Regions from separate parts of the Homo sapiens genome. Here region 1 is linked to region 2. The links are chromatin loops, found by intact Hi-C in ENCODE. Cell type or tissue: OCI-LY7. All regions are shown on one strand.

The links. A loop is a pair of places that touch in the nucleus more often than their neighbours do. Peaks named below come from ENCODE experiments on the same cell type or tissue, not always from the same donor. Only the 100,000 strongest peaks of a DNase experiment are listed, where the experiment ranks them.
Region 1: a loop joins it to region 2, with 4 times the contacts of the local background. A loop is called at or near these places in 1 of 110 quality-filtered maps.

What each region holds. Positions count from the first base shown.
Region 1 is chrX:76,552,180-76,560,179 of GRCh38, forward strand. No RefSeq gene overlaps it. Among named protein-coding and RNA genes, the nearest start is that of MAGEE1, 130 kb to the left of the region's middle. In OCI-LY7, CTCF peaks have their summits at 3,824 (motif pointing right) and 4,024; a DNase peak (open chromatin) is centred at 3,812.
Region 2 is chrX:77,419,304-77,427,303 of GRCh38, forward strand. No RefSeq gene overlaps it. Among named protein-coding and RNA genes, the nearest start is that of FGF16, 24 kb to the right of the region's middle. RefSeq lists enhancers at 2,901-3,758, 3,759-4,616. In OCI-LY7, no CTCF peak of the experiment used is centred here; a DNase peak (open chromatin) is centred at 3,738; H3K27ac peaks cover 734 bases.

The sequences.
Region 1 (8,000 bases), 870 kb before region 2:
GGTTTCCAGGTTAGGAATTGAGATTTAGCCACTTGAGTTTCTTTCATGAGGTGATATAAGGGGCAAGGTATCTAACCATACTCAGGTATCCATAGTCTGCAAAACCCTGTAATGCCCCAAAATTCTCTCAGTTGCTTGATGGTTTTAGGAAAGGGGAAAGAGAAAATGGGTTTAGTCTTTTATTTCCCCAATGCTCTGGTTCTTTCAGACAATACTAAACCCAAACACTGAGGTTTGGCAAAGCTGGGCCTTGGATTTTGAAACCTCATATCCTCTGTTATTTAAGAAATTAGGAACTTCAGTGCCTTCCTGAGAAGCTTCTTCAGTTAGGGAACTGAACAGAACAGATGACAGAACAGAATGTCATCTACATATTGTAAACCCCTGACCTGAGGATGGGAAAACTCAGAGAGATTATTTGACAGTTCCTGTCCAAACAAGTGAGGACTATCTGGAAATCCCTGAGGCAGTTGTTCATGTTGTCTGGGCAGTTTGGCCAGAGGGATCTTCAAAACAAATGGGTATTGAGAATGAGGATATAATGGTATACTGAAAAGGGCATCCTTTAGATCTAGGACTGTGAACCACTTTCTTCCCTCAGGTATTTGAGTCAGCAAGGTATAGGAATTAAGAACCACCAGAAGAATGGTCTCATTAATGAGACAAAGGTCCTGAACTAGTCTCCATTCCCCATTGGGTTTTGCACTTCTAATATTGTTGTGTTGCAGAAGCTGCTACAGGATTTAAGATGACTCTGCATTTTCAGGTTTTTCACAATGGTTTCTAGCCCCTTTCTAGCCTCTGACATTAGGAAATATTGTCTCTGGTTATTAAAAGAAGTGGGATCCTTATGATGGATTTGGACTGGCCTAGTGTTTACAGCTCAACTTATTCTTCCTTGGGTTGCCCACACTTCTGGATTAATATTAGCTTCCACTGGGGGAGACAAAGAGTTTGTCCTGGGGCCATAAAGATGCTGGCCCCCATGCAAGCTAAAATGTCTCTACTTCATAAGGGAGTGGAACTTTCAGGCATGATTAAGAAGGCATGGTCCCCCCAACTATGACTAAGGTGTTGAGAAAAATATTGTGTTAAAATTTCTCCTGAGACACCCATCAGAGTCATGCTATGGAAAGATGGGGGGCCTGGATTGGAGAGAAGAGAGAGATTTGCTCATGTATCTAGAAGGGGTTCCACCCTCTTTTCTTCAATTTCCAGAGACCTGGGCGTCCTTAGCATTAATGGCAGTTTGAGCCATTGGAGCTAGGGGTTTGAGCCCTGGGACCCATCAGTCTTTCTGGACCATCTATGAGACTGGTTCTGGACACAGTGACCTCCATCTCTGCAGGCAGTCTAATCTCCACTCGTCCCCACCACAGGCTGGACAGGGTCAAAGTGGCTTCTTCTTGCTTCCTAGGCACTACTTTTTAAAGTGTCCTGAGTTGCCACACCAGTAGCAATTAGCAGATGCACCTTGGGGATCCTGGACTTTGCTAGCCTGCAAAGCAACCATAGAGTGTCTGTCCCTCACTTGTGTTTCCTCTCCTTTTCTTGGGCCTCCTCCTGGTCCCTATTATAAAAGACTGAGGTGGTCACCCTCAAGAGATTTTCCAAGATGCTATCTGGTTGTATAGACTGTTTATGCAGTTTCCTTCTAATATCAGGAGCTGGCTGTGTAATAAACTTGTTCTTAAATATTAGCTGTCACTTTACTGAATCAGGAGATAAAGAGGTGTGTTTCATTAGTGCCTCTCTGAGCCTTTTTATAATGGCTGAGGGATTCTCAACTGGCTTTTGTTCTATCATAGACAGTTTAAAGTAATTAAAAAGTTTGCCCCTAGTTCTTCATAAGCCCTATAATATGCACCTTAAAAAGTGTTTATTTTTTTATTCAACTATTGAGTCATTGAGATTTCAATCAGGATTATCAAGAGATACTGCCTCTCTTCCTACTGGGGATGATGGTTCCCATATTTTTTCACCTTTCCTATCTCCTCTTTTCCTTTTTGACCTGCTATAGGAGACATATTGCTCATCTCTGAACTTCTCTGCTGCCTGCAGGGCTGCCTGTTTTTCATCAGTGGTTAGGGATTGGCTTAGGAGCAGCATAACATCTCTCCATGTGAAGTCAAACACCTGAGTTAAATTTTGGAATCTATATATCTATCAAGGTCATCAGAAAATCAGTCCAAGTCTCCTCCCTTATTTGCCTAAGGTGCTATAATGAGAAAGGATAATGAACCCTAGTGGCATAACTTTCTTTTTTTTCAGTTTTTTATTTTTGAGATGGAGTCTCACTCTGTTGCCCAGACTGGAGTGCAGTGGCACAATCTCAGCTCACTGTAACCTCTGCCTCCCTAGTTCAAGCAATTTTCCTACCTCAGCCTCCCGAGTAGCTGGGGTTACAGATGCCTGCCATCACACGCAGCTAATTTTTGTATTTTTCATAGAGATGGGGTTTCACTATGTTGGCCAGGCTGGTCTCAAACTCCTGACCTCAGGTGATCCACCCGCTTCAGCCTCAAAAGTGCTGGGATTACAGACATGAGCCATCATGCCCAGCCATTAGTGGCATAACTTTCATTGGGCATTACCTGTAGGGATAAGAGTGAAGCTAGGGGAATGGGGACTTTTGGAGGTGATGGAACTGGAGAAGCTGATGGTGTAGTTGGAGAATACCCTGAGTAAGGTGGATAAGAAAGCCAAGGCACTCGATAGCTTCCTCAGATGGTTGCCCTGAAATTTTTTTTTCTAGTTTTGGGGAATCATTCCATTTGGGCCTTCCTGCTATGACTTCTAAAAGAGTTGGGTCAATTGTGTAAGCTTGCAAAGGTCTGGGTTGTCTCACAGGACAAATAAAGCCTCTACATAGGGGACCTTGGATGATTTGCTGTCCTGTCTACAGAAAAGATCTAATTGTTGGATAGTATTAAAATCAAGGCTTCTCTCACTGGAACAGGTCTATTCAGCCCCAAGTTGATAAGAAGGCCACGTCCTTGTGCAAAAGGAAATAAGCTGCTTTGTCTTCAAAGTCTTGGGTTCAAAGGAGTTTCAGTGCTTCAGAACACACTTGAGAGAAGTGCAGGCCAAAGATTGTCTGTTACTCATCTAGAAAAATAGAGAGGCAACCCTCTGCTCCTTCTTCACTTTGGAATAGCCCAGGGTGGAGGGAAAGACAGTGGGAGCATCTCCCCTGTTGATTTTCCTCTTTGGTTCCTTGGGCCCCAGCATCTATTAAAGGTGCCACAATGGATGCAGGGATGACCCGCAAGTATGAATCTGGAAGAGCTGGGAGGTAGGATTAGTCATGCTTCCCCATTCAACTCTAGTCCTCCACTGGTGATTTCCCTTCGATTTCCTAGACTTGTGTGATCTGCATGGCTCCCTGAGAGGTAGATTTTGAGAAAGACTACATAACAATTACATCTGGGCAAGACCCCTTAATGGAGGAAAATTATTGAGTTGAGCTCTATATTCTGCTATTATGTCCTGGATTTATTTAGTAAGGGAAATTTATGTCTGGTTAATTTCCAGACATAAAATCACCTTACTATGTGAGTACCATTTTAATTGGATGAAGAATAGTTGTCTTAAAAGAACTTAGGGACCAAATGGCTGTTTTCCTGAAGATGTAGACAGTATTGAGGATAAATGTGGTTATGGAGGACAATTTTCTTCTCGTTGTTGAGTTTCCCAATTCACAGAAGAGGCATAAAGCCTGATCTCTAGTAGAGGGGCATAAAAAGGGAGAATTGGGAAACTAGAGGTTTTCAGCACTGACAAGATCCCTCATGGACAGGATTCATATTCCACGAGGTGGCGCTGTAGACCTTAAAATACCAGGCAGTAGCTTTGTATCCATGTGCTCTCTAGACAAAAGAGAGAGAGAAAGAAATGTTCCTGGGGATGTGGGGGCACTCTTTTCCTAGAAAATCACAAAAACGTCAATCACTTGAGCTGTGTTCCAAGTTACTATGGCATTTGTTGATCCTGTATAACAGAATTATTTCTCTGAACTGTAAAAATTCCCACAGCATTGCATACAGAGAGGGGATAGGAGACACAGTCACTGAAATAAAAGAAGGAAATTGCAGTAGTAAAAGCTCAGAGATCTTATTGTGAAGCTTGGAGATCCTGTTGCCAAAGCCCAATGAGCTGTGAGGAGCTCGAGTTGGTCCAGAAGCCTTCACTTAACACTGGGGTGTGGCCCCGGCCAGAAACTGTCATTTGCCTCTAGACCTCTTCCAGACCTATGCAATGGCTAGGCTCTCTGTGAAGGAAAACTGGTTCAAAACAAAGCCAACATTCACAGCACCCTGAGGGTTCTGGGGAATAAGCTATGTTCTCCCCAGCAAGCCTGCCATCTATTTCTTTAGACCAACAGCTGCACTAACCACATCTAGGTGGCTGACTGATACCTGTTTTTTTGTTTTTTGCTTTTTGTTTTCATTTTTTGCTTGATTTTAAAATTGAGGAGAGGAGACCCTGGAAGTAAAAGTAGAGAGTTGGGCCCGGCTCCTATATTCACTCTTTCAATGAACCTAAATTGGGTCCTTGGCAATCCCCCACAAGGAAGTTGCCTAATTATTTGGGGTGACATTTATAGACAAACCATGGCCCAGAGGGGATTTCATCTCTTTTCTGAGGTTCATTGTCTCACGGCCACAAGATCAAGGATGCAAACACACAAAGAGTGAGGTTAAGAACAGAAATTTAATAGACAAAATGAAGATAATAGCTATCTACTACAGAGAGGGGTCCTGGAAAAATGAGCTGCTGATCCACTGTTAAATGCAGGCTGTTTTATAGATGAGCCAGTGGGGTGGTGGTGTCTTATCTACACAGGGTGTGAAAAACTGGTCATAATCAGATGTGCCATCTGCATAGGGTGGGAATCTCTGGCAGTCCTCACGCCAATATTTTATTATGCAATTGGGTTCTCTGCCTGAGCTTCTCCATGTTTCCCATTTCCTTCTTATTGTACATGTGCTAACAAAAAAAAGGAAGGTGAAACTTCCATGGTGGACATGCCTGGCCTCCAGGTAGCCCTTTTCTAATGGCACAGCTGCCAGCATTTCCTCATGTAAACTTCCAGCTTTCTTATATATGTTTGCAGCTCGATCTTTCAGGCTGTTCTTTGTTGTTAGAAAAAAAAAATTTTTCTGAGCTGCTTTTAGCTAGAAGGGAAGTTCTGCTGAATACTCATTTGCCCTCACTATCTGCCTAAATAATGTCTTTCTATCTCCTGTATCAATGCTGCTAGTAGATGTTCTTTGGTGCCTGGCCACTGAAGAGTTAGGTATTTATAATAGTGTTTATGGCATGGGATTGTTTGTATCTGTCCTTTTTCAGATGACTTTTCAGATATTCAAAAGGACTACAATATTGTGATCTAAGCTGTATCTGCTTTAGGGAGTAACCCAAGTCCAGTAACATTGTGGTTATACAGACTCATAGAGGTACCATCATGATGATTTGGGACAAGTTCCAGGAGAATTATTTGGATTACCAGGCAGAGATATTTGTTCTCTTCCCTTATTTTCTCCCCCCAAAATGTAGTCTTTCTCTCAGTTCTGAACCACTTTAAGCTGGGAGTAAAATGACATAAGCATCCCTGTGGCCGCCACCACTATGACAATTTTGAGTTGGACCTTAAGCCAGCACAGCACTGTGTCTTGACCAAGGCATGCTGTTAACACTTGCTGACTACTCTCTATGTTTGCTCAAGGTCCTGGGCCTCTACAATCAGTAGGTGCCAAGGCCAACCAGGCCTATGTCTTTTCCTTCAGGGCAGTGAGTTCCCCCATTTCTTTAGTTGGTCCAGAGATGCTCTCTGGTAGTCAGGGTCTACAGTGAAAAATATTAGAGTCCTATCTGATGATCTGTTTTACTTAACCTGAGCTGGCACTCAAAACACAAGATGCAATTCTTCCCATTCTTTCCTCTGTTTACCAAAGGCAGAGAAGCTTCACTTCTTAGCTACCACCACCACAGGCCATGTGGAGAGCTGCCAGACAATGGCCAATGTTTTCTTAAGCCCCAAGGGCTTTTGATATCAGCTTGTGATGAAGGCTGCTTTTCCTGGGATTCAGTTTTCAGGGCAATGTGTTCCCCTCTGGCCCAGGGCAGGTCCAGAAATGCCAGACAAGATCCAAATCCTGGAATCAGATACCCCAAGAGCCCACGTGGTGCTCTACCCCCTGTAGCCAAGCTGGTACCTAAGTTGTAAGACAAAGTTCCCTTTACTTTTTTCTCTACTTTTCTCAATTAGAAAGAGTTTTACCCTATGGTCACAGCAACTAAGAATCTACTAAGTCTCACTTAAAACCAGCAAGTCTAAGAGGCTCACTTAAGGTCCTCAATGAAGTGCCCATGTATTGCTGTTAGTTTTTCAGGGTCCAAGTTCTCCTCAGTTAGCAAGTGATGAATGCTTCCAGAAATGGGGTTTTTCCTTCAAGATTTTGGGTTTCCCTCTGGGCCACAATTTGTCTAGAAATGTAATCCAAGAACTAGGGCCTAGAACCTCACAACTCTGACCAGTGCACTATTGTGCTGTGGCTGATTGTATCCAAGATGTAAGACAAAGTCCTCCCCCACTCTTCCCTCTCCTCTCCTCAAGTGAAAAGAAGAGATCTCTTTTGAAGCCACAAGCTATGCCGTCTGGGGCTAGGGAAAGGGTACTTCCATCACTTTCTTAGCTGCCACAGCTGGTGCCCCACTAGGTTGTGTAACCCCTCTCCTTGTTCACTGTATCTGGGCTCAGTTCAACCATGGGGCTCACCTAAGAGTTGAAGTAACTATGGTCTAGACTGCCTTTCAGGTTTCTTAGAGACCCAGAGTATTTTATCCCTCGGTGGTGAGGCTTTCCGAAACTCAAGCTCTAACCACTGGATCTGGTAATTTCTTTCTAGTTAGGGCTTGTTTATATGCTCCTTCTGTGGGTGGGTGTCAGCTGAGTTTGATCCTGTTTTCATTTTTGCTCTAACAGCACAGCACTGAGTTAAACACATCAAAATTGCTGATCTCTCTCTCCTAAAGTGTCCAGAAGTCCTTTCTACACCATGCCACTGCTGCTGGGGTTTGAGGGAGATGTGGCATTTGCAATTCAAGACTGTTTTGCTACCTCTTTAGTACCTCTTTCATTGATATGAAGTTAAAACTTAGTACTACGAAAGCTCACCTAATAACTTAGTTTTTATGAAGGTTGTGTGTGTGTGTGTGTGTGTGTGTGTAGATAGTTGTCAAATTTGTTTCTTTGCAGTGAGGACATTCAGCGCAGCCTTTTACTCCACCATTATGTTCAACAACCCTCGACATTGACAATTTTTGTATGTTGCACATTCCTTGCATCTCAGAGATAAATCCCAATATAGGAGGAGGTTCCAAGATGGCCGAATAGGAACAGCTCCAGTCTACAGCTCCCAGCAGGAGTGACACAGAAGATGGGTGATTTCTGCATTTCCAATTGAGGTACCAGGTTCATCTCACTGAGGTTTGTTGGACAGTGGGTGCAGGACAGTGGGTGCAACCCAATGAGCATAAGCCAAAGCAGGGTGAGGCATCACCTCACCCAGGAAGTGCAAGGGGTCAGGGAGTTCCATTTCCTAGCCAAGGGAAGGTGTGACAGATGGCACCTGGAAAATTGGGTCACTCCAACCTTAATACTGCACTTTTCCAACAGTCTTAGCAAACGGCACACCAGGAGATTATATCCCGTGCCTGGCTTGGAGGGTCCCATGCCCACGGAGCCTCACTCATAGCTAGCACAGCAGTCTGAGATCGAACGGCAAGGTGGCAGTGAGGTTGGGGGAGGTGTGCATGCCATTGCTGAGGCTTGAGTAGGTAAACAAAGCCACTGGGAAGCTTGAACTGGGTGGAGCCCACCGCAGCTCAAGGAGGCCTGCCTGCCTCTCTAGACTCCACCTCTGCGGGCAGGGCATAGCTGAACAAAAGGCAGCAGAAACCTCTGCAGACTTAAATCTGCCTGTCTGATAGCTTTG
Region 2 (8,000 bases):
TCCGAATAAAGCTCCTGTAAGAGATTTTAAAATCTAATTTGGTAATACCATCCAAAGGTAGGTAAATATCCCACACTCCAATTCCTCAGGGATCTAGAACTAGAAATACCATTTGACCCAGCCATCCCATTACAGGGTATACACCCAAAGGATTATAAATCATGCTGCTATAAAGACACATGCACACGTATGTTTATAGCGGCACCATTCACAATAGCAAAGACTTGGAACCAACCTAAATGTCCAACAATGATAGACTGGATTAAGAAAATGTGGTACATATACACCATGGAATACTATGCAGCCATAAAAAATGATGAGCTCATGTCCTTTGTAGGGACATGGATGAAACTGGAAACCATCATTTTCAGCAAACTATCGCAAGGACAAAAAACCAAACACCGCATGTTCTCACTCATAGGTGGGAATTGAACAATGAGAACACATGGACACAGGAAGGGGAACATCACACACCGGGGACTGTTGTGGGGCGGGGGGTGGGGGGAGGGATAGCATTAGGAGATATACCTAATGCTAAATGACGAGTTAATGGGTGCAGCACACCAACATGGCACATGTATACATATGTAACAAACCTGCACATTTTGCACATGTACCCTAAAACTTAAAGTATAATAATAGTAATAAAAAAATCCCACACTCACACAATGAAAGGTAAAGTTCTTTCTGAATTGTGTATAAGCATACAAATGGATAGCTTATAGCTTTAATTCTAAAATTTCAGCCAAGGGTCAAATGGAAACATAGAATTACAAAACCCATTTATCTGTATCAAAGAGCTGTTCTCTTCCTGATGGTCATGGAATTCTTTTTTTTTTTTTTTTAGATGAAGTCTCGCTCTGTCACCCAGGGCTAGAGTGCAGTGGTACAATCTCGGCTCACTGCAACCTCCGACTCCTGGGTTCAAGGGATTCTCCTGCCTCAGCCTCCCATGTAGTTGGGACTACAGGTACATGCCACCACGCCCAGCTAATTTTTGCATTTTTAGTAGAGACAGAGTTTCACCATGTTGGCCAGGCTAGTCTCAAACTCCTGACCTCAGGTGATCCTCCCGCCCCAGCCTCCCAAAGTGCTAGGATTACAGGCATGAGCCACCGTGCCCAGCAGATCATGGAATTCTTAATTGATTTAAGCTCAAAAGAGATAAGTAGACTAACAAACCAGATACTGTCATCTTTCACCCAACAGAGACAAGGTCTCTATAAACCTTGTCTCTGTTGGGAAAGACAGAGATCACTGAATGGTCAGATCATGCAACCAAAACAAGCCAGCACCAGAAATCAAGCAAGTATTCAAAAAGAATCAAAATCAAATCTTTATGGATCTACCAATAAACAAGAGCCCAAACCACAGGAGCAAGAACTGGACTCACCATTGGGTCCCCAGATCACTAGTCAGGAGAGGAACACAAAGGGCTCTGACAGATCTTGTTACCTGGGTGATGTGATCTGAAGGTGAGGTCCAATTCCTTCTAAGTCATGGCACCAAAACTGTGAAGAATAAAATGCAACAGACAACCAAGGAGATGATTTTATTTGAGCTATTGTAACAGGGAGGGAGAATGTTCATTAAGAGGGAGAAAACTTAGGGTGGATCTTATCTGAGTCATTGAAAAAGGGTGGAGGTGGGTTTTGTCTTGCCATTTATGAGGGTGGGATGGTCCTTTGCAGTTAGCTTCTTGGAACACAAAAGCATCACAAAACAGTAGGGGGTTTTCTTGACTGTTGCTACTTTTCCAAGAGCACAGAGCTCAAAATAAAGCTCAATCTCGTCAGGCCAAACCATGCAGCACCTTATTGACCATGGTAAGGCTGTTTGCTCTTTATCCTAAGAACAACGGGAAGTCATTGAGGGTTTAAGGAAGACTATGGCGTGGTCACTTGGCCTGAGATAGCCTGGCTGTATCCTCCTACTAACTTAGCTCACTGCCTTCAGTGCTTCCTGGCTGGGTTTTCACAGGCTGCTGAATTTCAGGCTCCCTTATTGCTATGATGTCTCTGCATGACAGGCTGCCCAGTGGGGACCCCGGGCTTCCTCTCTCAGGCTTCCTGCTTTTTTCAGACCCTGCTGCTCAGCTCGTGTCCCATCCCTTACAGCAAAATCTCTCCCTAGGGCCTATGCCACCATGATGAGTATTGATAGTCTGGGGATCACAAAGTGGCCTACAGGAGGCAGACAGATACTCTAAACAAGGAAAGCGTGCAGTGTATAATACAACAGGCAATGGTGAGGGACTGTGGCAAGCCGGAGAGTATCCCTGGGCACAGATCCTGCCCCAGTGTGGCAGCCACTACTCAGCATAACTAATTGTTGCCAAGCCGGCAACTTACCCAGTGTTTTCTCATCCTACCATTTTCAACTTTCTGGATTTTTAAATGTGGGCAACCAAGTCAAAATGTTTTAAAATATTGTTCAGGTCACATAGGGTGTGAGTGCTGAATTTAGCCTACAGATTCTCACTTGGCAACTTCTATTTTCATCCTAAAGAGATCCTGGACCTGTCAGCCTGCTCTCCACCCCACCCCAGCTGCCAGCAGTGCTCAGCAAGTCATCAATCAATCACCTTTTGCCCCGTGAGCAACACTGGTACCTACAATGTTCTCTGAATTCTCTGAAAAATTCTCTGAATGAGCAAACCAGCCTCATTCAGAGAATAGGCCCATCTGAGTCTATTACAGAGAAAGAGTTAAATTCTAATACTCAAGAGTGGAGGCTTCATCAGCTACCTGTCAGGGACTGAAATACAGGGGAACCTGGTGGCAGAGGCTGCCACTGACCACACAAAAGCTGGGAAACAAGGCATTTTCTCACTAAGGTAGGTGAGGTTCAATTCTTTCCCTCTTTTACCCTTCCTCTGGAGATGTGGGCAAGAAGCAGAGGAATAAAAATGGCAGGCAAGCCCCATGGTAATCTACCAGCCACAAGACAACCAGCCTCTAGCAAGTTCAGATCCACTGGTCCAACCTCTCTCAGGTCACTTTCCCAAAATTTATCCAAGGACCCCACATTCTGATGGGAGAACACTGAGACAAGAATGGCATTCTATCATGCCCTAGGTTTGTCAGGCCTCAACACAATCAAGAACAATGTTCTGAGAAGCTTAGGCAGTGGCTTTACACATAAGGCAGTAAGAAAGAACAATTTATTTTCATAACCAGCTCCTACACCAGACAATTCAGAAAAGAGCCAAGGGACAAAGTCACAGAGCATGCATACAGGGCATGCATGCTTAAAATACACACTCATGCTCACAGACCACGCAGGCACTCCCCTCACCTCCCACCCCCACCTCTGCCCACACCTGCAAACTCAAACCAGCCTCAGCCAGTAAACCCTTCACCTTCCCCTCCTCATTCTCAACACACGCAAAATCCTTGGCATTGATATTTCAGGCACAAAACTTATTTCTGTTCAACATTAATAGCACCAGAGGAACTTTTAACTGGGAATTACAACTCTTTCCAAAGTAGTTTAACACTGGACCCCAGCAAAGGCCCCAGGCTGTTCTGTGAGCATGTGAAAAGCCTCAGGAGCTGCTTAGAAGGATTAACAGAAATAATCTTTCCAGGCTAATGGCTTTTCTGGGCCCCAGGTCTGATCTCCAAGCCTGGAACAGAGCTCATCAGGCCCTGACTCAAAACTCAGGAAGGAAGCAGGTAAATTGCTACAGACTGCTTCCTTGTGCTATTGGATCTCTTGCAAGACAGAACCCCCCAATGTGGTCCTAGAGGCCTCAGGCACTTCCTGCATGCAAATACACTGTGTGTGCTGCATGACAAGCCTAATGTGGACAAAAAGTAGGTGGCCCCCTACCAGGGCAGCTTGAGAAATGGCTTAAGAGATTCCCTAACAACAACAACAAAAACAAAAACCGAGCTCTCCCAAGCCCAAGCACCTGGAATCCACTATTACTCATTCCTCCTAAAGCTCAAAAACTCCCTGTTGAAATATAAACATATCGTCCAATTAACACCCATTAACACATTAGCATGGATTCCTTTTCCAGATTGGCTGATAAAATAGCCTACAGAACAGAAAGTAGAGTCCTAATGGGATGGTAAATAGGTTTAGGTAAAGGTCAGCAAGGCTGTGGGGTGGGGGTGGGGGTGGGGGTGGGGTGGTCCGGGGTGGAGGGGAAGAGGCCTGAAAGGCAATAACAGTGATTCTTTTACTGGTTACAAAGTGCTTGAGCCTCACAATAACATTGGCGAGACATCAGAGAAGGGTTTCTTGTCTCCCTCTTACAGTGCCTAAAGAGGTTAATTGCTGAGCTCAGTAGTATATCAGTTCATCATTTGAATTGAGCTCTACAAACATTTCCTGAACATCTGCTCCACTCAGGCAATATGTTCTTTGTCCAGGATACAGAGATGGTCAAGACATTGTCCCCACTCTCAAAAAGCTTAGTCTACTGTAGGTGACAGTCACAGGTAGTAAGAACAAAAGGCAAATATCATGATAAAGGAAATAGTCGGCACTGTGAGAACATAGAGAAGGGACATCTGACTCAAATCAGGTGGTGGAGGTACAGTAAGGTCACGGAAGTTTTTCTGCAAGAACTAACACTTGAACCCAGATATTCTCACGTCAAACCTCGTACTCTTTCCATACTCCTGATGATAAACTTCATGATGCCTTGACAATTTGTTTCTCTCAGTTCATGGATAAGTTACACCATGCTGTAAGATAATAGAACATCTTAGGTCCTTACAGCTTTGGCTGTCAGGTCAGCCAGTCTTCCAGGCCCAACCTTATAGTCAGGGTCTCCATGGGCCAGTGGGAAAGGGAGGAAGACAGGAGGTCTGGAATATGGTTGAAAATCAAGTTCTCCCTCATTGAAAGCCAATTATTTGTTCCTCATTGGGGCGACTTAATTAGAAATAAAGGTATTAAGTATTTACTATGTGTCAGACATTGTGCTAAGCTTTTTGTAGACATTAACTCATTTCGTCCTGCAACAGCCTGATGCAATAGGTAACACCTCCAATTTACAGATGGGAAAATGGAGAGTTCAAGAGACCACACAACTTGGCAAAGACTGGGATTCTAACCCAGGCCTTTGTACTGTGCTCCACTGCAGTATTGTCTCTGAATTGCTGTGAGCACCCCTTACCCTGCCTCCCAGCTACTCATTCCATCCATTCATTCATCCGGTGTTTGTTAAGCACCTATTGTATTTAAGGTACTATACTTGAATATGCTAGAGATTCTAAGACATGTAGGCCAAGGAATTTACCTTCCAGAAGTTTACAGAACATAAACTTGCTGAATTTTAGAATTGAGGGGTCACATTGCCCAACCCCGTCATCCTAGATATGAAAAAACAGAAGCCCAGAGAAGACAAGTGAGCCACGCAAAGTCACATACCTGGTTAGTGGTTGACCCAGGATGAAACCGGGTCTCCCTAAATTGCTGGTTCTCAAACTTTGTGTATTTTAAAGAAAATGCAGATTTCAGAGCCCCACCCTAGATAACACATTCTGAAGCTGCGGAGGTGGTGCCTGGGAATCTGTATTTAAATGAGAGCTGCTTCAGGACCCTTGGATCACACAAGGAGAAACTATTTCCTGTGTCCTGCTATGTCATCTGTACCACTGGATGGACACAACCAAACTCATTTTGTTTTTACACTCCCAAGCCAGAGTCCAGTGGCATCATCTCAGCTCACTGCAACCTCCGCCTCCTGGGTTCAAGCGATTCTCCCACCTCAGCCTCCCTAGTAGCTGGGACAACAGGCTTACGCCACCACACCCAGCTATTTTTTGTATTTTTTGGTAGAGATGCGGTTTCACCATGTTGGCCAGGCTGGTCTCGAACTCCTGACCTCAAGTTGTCTGCCTGCCTCGGTCTCCCAAAATGCTGAGATTACAGGTGTGAGCCACTGCACCTGGCCACAACCCCATTTTTATCTTGAGGTGAGACAGAAGAGCTAGACCTCTTCAGAAGGACAAAAGTATTGTGGACACAATCAATCTGGAGAGAAAAGACGAATGCAAGGGAAAAAATTGGAAAGGACTATAAGACAGTGAAAACAGAAATAGCAAAATATGTAGCAAACCCAGTCAAGGCTGTAGCAGTCAGAGAAGGAAAAGCTCTCTGTCAGTTGAGGTAATCAGGGAGGCCTTTCTGGAGGGGGTGGGATTTAAATCCAGCATTTCAGGACAAGAAGGATTCAGTGGATAGGGAAGAGGACATTCCAGAGAGGAAAAATACTTTGAGCAAAGGTACAAAGTGAGGACATGTAGGTTGTACTCAGGATACAGAGCAGAGAAGAGGCCTACCCAATTCTGCCAGATTTAGGGGATAGACTGGGGGACCAAAATGCAGTCAGCCCCTGCTTCATGAATCACACACAGCATGGCACAGGGAGATGGGAGAGATAATGAACAACAAAACAAACCAAATGACAATTTGAGATGGTGATAGGTGCTATGAAGACAATAACCAGAGTGAAGTGATATGGCTGGAGATGGGAGAAGCTATCTAACTAGGAGAGTGAGAGACAGTCTCTGAGGAGATGCCATTTTTGCCACAACCCAAATGACAGTACATGCAGGAAAGCGGTGGAGAAAATGACAGGAAGATGGTTGCTGAGACCATAACTGGAGACTCTCCACCCTAGCTTATCTGCTTTCATCGAAGCCCGGGTGAAAGATATGTAGGGCAGCAATGAGCCTGTTTTCTGATTTGGTCAAGATAGAATGGGGTCCAGAAAAGAGCAAAGTGCATTTCTTGGTCACTAGGTAAGATTAGGTTGGGGACCTAGGCTAACAGAGTGGGCTACATTCTGAAGGCACTCTTTGCCCCAGTATTCAGGTCTCTCACTGAGCCCAAGTCCTGATGGGCTCTTCCCGCTCCTGCCAGATACCTAGCAGTTCCCCAGCTGGTTCAGCCTCTGTCAACTTTGTAGGAACTCAAGGCTCTGAAGCCAAGGCCTGACCCACAGAAACTGTCCAAGGCCCATGGGATCCACCTGAAACAGCCCACACACACAAGCAGGCATCTTTCTCCTTTTGTAAGGTCAGAGTCTATTGCTCTAGAGCCAGAACCTGAGGCCAACGCTGAGGGAATGGCTCCTCAAACTTCAGTGAATCTTCCTTTTACTCCTCCCTCCTTACCTTTCTCCACAATCACAGACCCCCTGCTGCTGTAGCCATGACCTGTGTCTACAACTGGTCCATGGAAAAATTGACAGGTTGGTGATTTGTCTTTGGTGCCTCTATATCCTTTCTGTGGCCTCTCTCTCCCTGGTCAGATGTCCAGGACCCTTGTGGTCTCTCCTTTCACCCAATCTCCTTCTCTCAGGAAACAATATTAATGGCCCAGTAATATTAAGATCAAAGTAACTAATGAAGCTTAAGCAGCATTTGCATTTTGACAGGATGGTATTGTAGGTCTTAGTACATAAATATGGAAGATTTTTAAAAATTAGATACTTAACATGTATTCCTGAAATGATGTTAGAAAGACAGTTGCTTATTCTGGCTATATGGGGTTAAACTCTGGTTTCTTAAGGCAGAAGCTAAAAGAAAGACAATGTAAGGGCAAGAAAGAGCCAAGACACAGATTTGTCATAACTGCAGGATGAGTTTATTTGTTTTTAACCATAATAATGATTAATATTATGGCAACACCCTGCATTGCGGGTATAAAAACACAATCCTATCCCAAAATATGACTCAGCCTCTGTACTCCCAGATATCACTGAAATTCCTTGGAAGGCAGCTGCAGCCCCTTGCAGAGGCTCCCATTCTTGCTACTTTCACAGTTGGACAAGACAAAGCGGACCCACAACCCTGCTGCTAGGTGCCCAGTCATAAGGGAAGGAGGACTGGGCCCACAGATCCCCACCCCACCCAGTATAGCCAACTGTACATCCTATTCAGACCAACAGTTTCCCCACCCCCAACTACCACTCGGGAAATGGGCTGCTTCTGGGCCAAATTCCCTGTTTAACAGCAATTCAAACACTTCATCCT